2 separate regions of the Homo sapiens genome follow, and region 1 is linked to region 2. Evidence: chromatin contacts called from ENCODE Hi-C or POLR2A ChIA-PET data. All regions are on one chromosome and are shown on one strand. Each heading gives the region's core, a stretch centred on a gene start or an enhancer-like site at or near the end of the contact. The rest is flanking DNA. Distances are from core to core; before and after follow the strand shown.

What was found. A loop is a pair of places that touch in the nucleus more often than their neighbours do. ChIA-PET counts read pairs that join two places held with the same protein, here RNA polymerase II (POLR2A).
Region 1: a loop to region 2 is called in a map of right cardiac atrium, with 4 times the contacts of the local background. The contact joins two enhancer-like sites. A Hi-C loop is called at or near these places in 1 of 168 maps with a recorded cell type or tissue (right cardiac atrium). POLR2A ChIA-PET finds 5 or more read pairs at or near these places in 3 of 52 experiments (activated CD4-positive, alpha-beta T cell, activated CD8-positive, alpha-beta T cell and activated T-cell).

The regions. Positions count from the first base shown.
Region 1 is chr15:64,513,842-64,516,763 of GRCh38, forward strand. The region is part of intron 2 of ZNF609 (zinc finger protein 609); the gene reads left to right. Among named protein-coding and RNA genes, the nearest start is that of ZNF609, 55 kb to the left of the region's middle. RefSeq lists an enhancer at 611-690. Within about 2 kb of position 1,495, at least 4 of the 41 ENCODE cell types and tissues checked have a DNase peak (open chromatin) inside an H3K27ac peak, as active enhancers do.
Region 2 is chr15:64,179,040-64,182,340 of GRCh38, forward strand. CSNK1G1 (casein kinase 1 gamma 1) reads right to left here. Exons shown (of 12, transcript NM_022048.5): 11 at 1,309-1,415. Among named protein-coding and RNA genes, the nearest start is that of PPIB, 18 kb to the left of the region's middle. Within about 2 kb of position 1,297, at least 2 of the 41 ENCODE cell types and tissues checked have a DNase peak (open chromatin) inside an H3K27ac peak, as active enhancers do.

The DNA.
Region 1 (2,922 bases), core at 245-2,744, 340 kb after region 2:
AGCACTTCAGGAGGCCAAGGTGGGAGGACTGCTTGAGCTTAGAAGTTCAAGACCAGCCTGAGCAACATAGGGAGGGCCTGTCTGTACAAAAAACTAAAAAATTAGCTGGGTGTGTTGATACATGCCTGTGGTCCCAGCTACTTGAGAGGCTGAGGCGGAAGGATCACTTGAGCCCGGGAGGTCGAGGCTGCAGTGAACCATGATCATGCCACTGCACTCCAGCCTGGGCAGCAGAGCAAGACCCTCAAAAAAAAAAAAAAAAACCACCAGTTCAAATCTCCTATCTCTGGCTTCCTCCAGAGCATATGCTCAATAAGCAGAACAGCTGTGAGGCCCAAACCATTCAAATTGGTTTTTGTTCCTTTCTTTCTTTTTTTGCCAGTTACATACAGTTGATTTTATAATGTTAAATATTATCCATTTAGTATACAAAGGTATTTTATGACAATAGAGCAAATCTTAGGATCCAGATTCTCTATGTAGTGGAAACTTTGGGTCCATGGAATGAATATAGCTTAATGTAATGATTATTGTAATATTTACATTTCAGTTCCAACCTTCATGTTCTTCACAGTGTCCACAAATTCCTTCCCTTTATTTCTGTATAGTAACCTCAGATCTTATCGTTGAATTGAACAAGAACTATCATGTAGCAGAGCTGTTCTCCTCTTACCAACATAAATATTTCTGAGCCTAGTTTCGCTTTCTTAGGCCCAGTGCCTTTGGTAGGTCCTTTGAGGTATACCTTTCACCTTCTAGCCTCTTCTCACTTTCACCTTTAGATTCTATCTAAACTATGCTTTTTTTTTTTTTTGAGACGGAGTCTCACTCTGTCATCCCAGGCTAGAGTGCAGTGGCGCGATCTGGATTCACTGCAACCTCTGCCTCCCCGATTCAAGCAATTCTCCTGCCTTAGCCACCCCAGTAGCTGGAATTACAAGTGTGCACCACCACACCTGGCTAGTTGTTGTATTTTTTGTAGAGATGGGTTTCACCCACACTTGAGGCTGGCCCCAAACTCCTAGTCTCAAGTGATCCTTCCGCCTTAGCCTCCCAAAGTGCTGGGATTAGAGGTGTGAGCCACTGCGCCCACCCTTTTTTTTAAAATTTTTTAATCCTGCTTTAATTTTTTGTTGTTGTTGTTATTTCTGAAATAACATTTTACATTTGTTGTTGGTCTTGTCTTAAGCAAATGGGATTATATTTAGTTATGCAGATTTAGGAAGGGCTCTTCCTTCCTTCTCAAATAAAAATAACCAGGAAAAAGCAGTCGTTTTCATATGTTCTACCTGGGACATTCATTATAGTCTGGGTACAGCATTGTATGTATCTTGAAAACTACTGTACTACCTTTGACAGTGAGGTGTTTTACCCATAGTTCAAAATTGCTGTTACTGCCTAGAGATGACACTGCTGTGAATAGTATACCTTATTCGAAGGCTTGGTGCTTTTAGGCATGGACTGGTGGCATCTCTTGGACAAGGCATTGCAATTGCCCTGGAGGACTGGCCAAACAAGTTTTCATGTTGAAAAGCTGAGTAAAAATGACTCTGGGTGTAGGCCAATATAGTATCACTCGGGAAAAAGAAAAGCACAATATGCCTCTCCCTGGGAAGCAGTTTGGCCAGGGCAAAGCTCCCAGAAATGGAAATTTAAGCTTGTTGATTTGGGAAACTCTTGGTATTTGCCCCTCAGCCTTTGTGAAATGGATCTTCTTTTTAAAGGGGGGAGGGGTAGGATAGAGGAGACTTAAAGGCTTAAAATAATGTCCCCTCTGAACCATCTAATCACCTCCTTAGAACTAAGCAGGTAAGGCTGGGCGCAGTGGCTCACATCTGTAATCCCAGCACTTTGGGAGGCCGAGGCAGGCGAATAACCTGAGGTCAGGAGTTCGAGACCAGCCTAGATAACATGGTGAAACCCCATTTCTACTAAAAATACAAAAAATTAGCCGGTCGTGGTGGCACACGCCTGTAATCCCAGCTACTCGGGAGGCCGAGGCAGGATAATTGCTCGAACCTGGGAGGCGGGGGTTGCAGTGAGCTGAGATCGCGCCATTGCACTCCAGCTTGGGCAGCAAAGGCGAAACTCCGTCTCAAAAAAAAAAAAAAAAAGAACTAAGCAGGTAAATGTCCTCATGTCACAGAAGAAAAGATCGACTTGTTTAGAAACCAAGTTAGGTAGGGCTGTCTGTAGTTGGTAGTAAATTATCAACCTGAAGTGGCATTCAGGCCAGAGAAAAGTCAGGGAAGATAGTTGGAAAATAAAACCCCAATGACTTTTTCATATTTGACTAAAATTTTCAGATCTCTTATTGTTCTTATTCCTTAGTCATATTTCACCCTCCTTCCTGTTTTATATCTAATAACCTGAAGCAGAAAAGGGCCAGGCCAATCCTACTTTAATCTCTTCCATTCCCCTGCCCCCCTGGAGTATATTTTTTAATTTTTAAAATTTATTTGTATTTGTTTTTCGTTTATTCAGTCTTGCTGAGTTAAGCAGAAACCTCATAGAGGTGGGGTTTTTTTGTTTGTTTTTGCTTTGTTTTGAGACAGAGTCTTGCTCTGTTGCCCAGGCTGGAGTGCAATGGCACGATCTCGTCTCACTGCAAGCTCTCCGCCTCCTGAGTTCAAGAGATTCTCCTGCCACAGCCTCCCAAGTAGTTGGGATGACAGGCATGCGCCACCACCCACACCCGGCTAATTTTTGTATTTTTGGTAGAGATGGGGTTTCACCATGTCGCCCAGGCTGGTCTCAAACTCTTAAGCTCAAATGATCCTCCTGCCTCAATCCTCCAAAGTGTTGGATTACAGGTGTGAGCCACCATGCCCACCCAAATAATACTTTTAAAGAAAACTTAGATTTTATTGTGGTGCCACTATATACTGGGCATTTATTAAGAATATATATATATTTTTAATC
Region 2 (3,301 bases), core at 47-2,546:
CACACCTGGCTAGAAAGGACTTCTTGAAGGTAAAATGAGTTCATCAAATAGACTGGCAGGGCTGGGCACAGTGGTTCATGCCTGTAATTTCATGACTTTGGGAGACTGAGGCAGGAGGATCACTTGAGCTTGGGGAATAGAGGCTGCAGTTAGCCATGATCGTGCCACTGCACTCCAGCTTTGGCAACAGAGAGAGACCCTGTCTCAAAAAATAAATAAATAAAAAAGATGGGCAGGAGACCAGGGGAATAGGCAGGAAAGACAACAATACAAAGTACATCTGGAAGGTGGAAGAATGCAGGTCTCAGTGGCATCTCACTAACTTACATTTAGAGGTATAAGAGTGTTCTGGCTTGTATTAAGCTACCTGGGGGCTCATGAGACTACTTAGGTACAATATCACTATAAATACGTTGTCTGCTTCAGAAAACAAGACCCTGGGATATCCTGAAGGTTCTCAAAGGGCTCACAAGAAAGGTCCTCCATATCAGGGATAGCAGCAGTTACTGACTCATGGTGTCTCTATCTCTCCCTACCTGGTATCTTCTTGAAGTCTAAATCTGGATCTAAATTTGGGATGGGGAAAAAAGTGGTAGAAATGCTGCTTTTGCAGCAGAATTGGCAGTTATCTCACCTTCCACCCCAGATTTTAAGAGTTTAAACACAGACCATGCAGCGCACCAAGGGGCTGGTGGTATGGGTGGGGCAAGACATACACATGCAAGAGAAGCAGAAAAGGGTGTGGGGCAACCTCCTTACCCTCCTGAGATGAGTATGACTTCCATTCTTTTCCCACACTCTCATTCACAGATGCAGACTATAATATTTTTCTTGCCTGACTTAGTCTCTCTGAAGCCAGAATCATTTGAGAGTGAACAAAATGGCCCTGAACTCCTTGTTCCATGATTGTACATCCAGTTGCTAGCCCACAATCAGAAATCGAATGCTATTCAGCATGGCCCATGGTTTAACAGCAGATTTTTCTCTATATCCCATATAGAGCAAGAAGCTCCACAGCCCCAAGAAGCTCATGGCTACTATCCACTGTAGCCCTGATAACATGATTCTTTCGGTTCACTATGTCTTTTTCATGTGAACTAGAAAAATGTGACTGTCTTCCCCGAAATCACAGCTAAAGAAGGGCAGTAGCAGCCTTAAGGTACCATGCAAAAATTAAAACAGTTAAGGAAGAAAGCTGTGGTTACAAGCATGAGAAATCCAGTCTGAGACGAGCAGCACACAGAGAGGAAGAGACAGAAAAGATTTTTCAACCCATGACTTAAGAGCCCCCTTGAAAGATGTACGTACTTAGCTTCCTCCACTACCTCCACCTCGGCATGAGCTGTGATTGGTGCATTGGAGTGGGCTCCCGTGGGATCATCAACATTCAGCTCTCCATTGGTTGAGCTAACCACCTGAAACAGAAAGACAGAAGTGTGTGACAGGCACCATGGCAACAGAAATCTCTTGCCAGCGCCAGACAGGGTCGCTAAACAGGCAGTGTCTGGAATGTTTGTTTTCCTGGGTTAAGGGATCAATTTAGGGAAGGTTCCCAGGCCCATATCATGCGAGAACACTAATATCAATGATGTAATCATATAATGATGATAATAACTTACATACTGAGTGCCTACTCCGTGTCTGACACTCTGCTACATTGTGTGTGTAAATCTAATCCTTACAAAAATCTTATGAAATAGGTTTTTTTACAGATGGAAACACTAACAAATGACTTAACCAAGGTTTAGAGTTAATATCTGTGAATTTCCATGAGGAAAATTTGTTCTAAACACAGATTCTTTCATATTGCAAAAACACACACATTACTTTGTTAAGTTAAAAATAACTGCATGGCTGACTTCTAAAGGTAAAATCACTTGGCTCCCTTGAATGTGATGGGTGAAGTCTAGTTCTCTCAGTTTATTATGCTATAATGATATAGACTTAGTGCTGATGTTGAAAGAAAAAGTTCTAAAAAGGAAGTCAACAGTGGGTACCAGAAACTATAAATAATCACACTTTCCTTCAGAAATTTCCTCATGGCTTTGAGCACTGGTTCGAAGTTACAAATAACAAGATTGTCACATCCTCTCCGACAAGAGGGAAGATGGTAAAAAAACACTCTCCCTTGGAAAGCCAGTCTTATTTCAACGATCTTTATTTCAGGTTCACTGCCATCCCAGTTCTCACTGATGGTCCCCGAAATGTAAGTGAAGGCTCTCACTCCTGTCATCTGGTTAATGTGGACCCAATCAGGCTTCTCTTGCATGTGTAGCTGCTTCTGCCACCTGGTTTCATTTCCAGCACATTATTCCTGTTTATGTGGGTGCTGGGAAGTGGGAAAAGGGGCCTCACTGCTGGACAAAACACTCTGCTTGTTAAAGACCTTGGCTGAAACATGGGAGAGAACACAAAATAGGATAAACAATTTGGATATCATATGCCCTTGGATAAGTACTTCCATCTATTTGAGATTGTTTCTTATAGGTTGATGAGAGAATTATACAAGAAAATGTATGAGACTGTCTAGTATAATACCTAGCATAAATAAGGGAAGCAGCATAGTGTAGAAATTGCCCTAATCAGCCCTAAGTTTGAACCCCAGCTCCACCAGTTATTTGCTGTGGGTCTTTGGGCAAGATCCTCAGTCTATGCCTAAGCTTCCTAATCTCTAAAATGGGAGAACAATGCTGCTTACCTAATGGTGTTTACTGTGCAGACAACCCACAGAAAGTGCTTAGCCCAGTGGCATGAGACATGGTAACAGCTCAATAAGTGGTCATCTTACTGTTATTCTCTCTCCGTAACTGTTTATTCTTATCTGCCTCTAGCTCAGGGGTCCTCACCAGCAGTTAATCCACAAAAATTTCCTGAATAGTCATAAAGAGGAGGGTGGGAGGAAATATATAGTACACGTAGCCTTTGGGACAGATAGGGTGAATACTACTTACTAGCAAGCTATATCCGCTATTATTTCTAAACAAGAAATAATTATTGTTCTCATTAGTAACCCGTTTTTTTTTTTTTTTTTTTTTTTTTTGAGAGAGAGAGTCTTGCTCTGTTGCCCAGGCTGGAGTGCAGTGGCATGATCTCGGCTCACTGCAACCTCTACCTCCCAGGTTCAAGCGGTTCTCCTGCCTCAGTCTCCTGAGTAGCTGAGATTACAGGTATGTGCCACCACACCTGGCTGTTTGTTTGTTTTGTTTTGTTTTTAGTAGAGATGGGGTTTCACCATGTTGGCCAGGCTAGTCTCGAACTCCTGACCTCAGGTTGTCCACCTGCCTTGGCTTCCCGAAGTGCT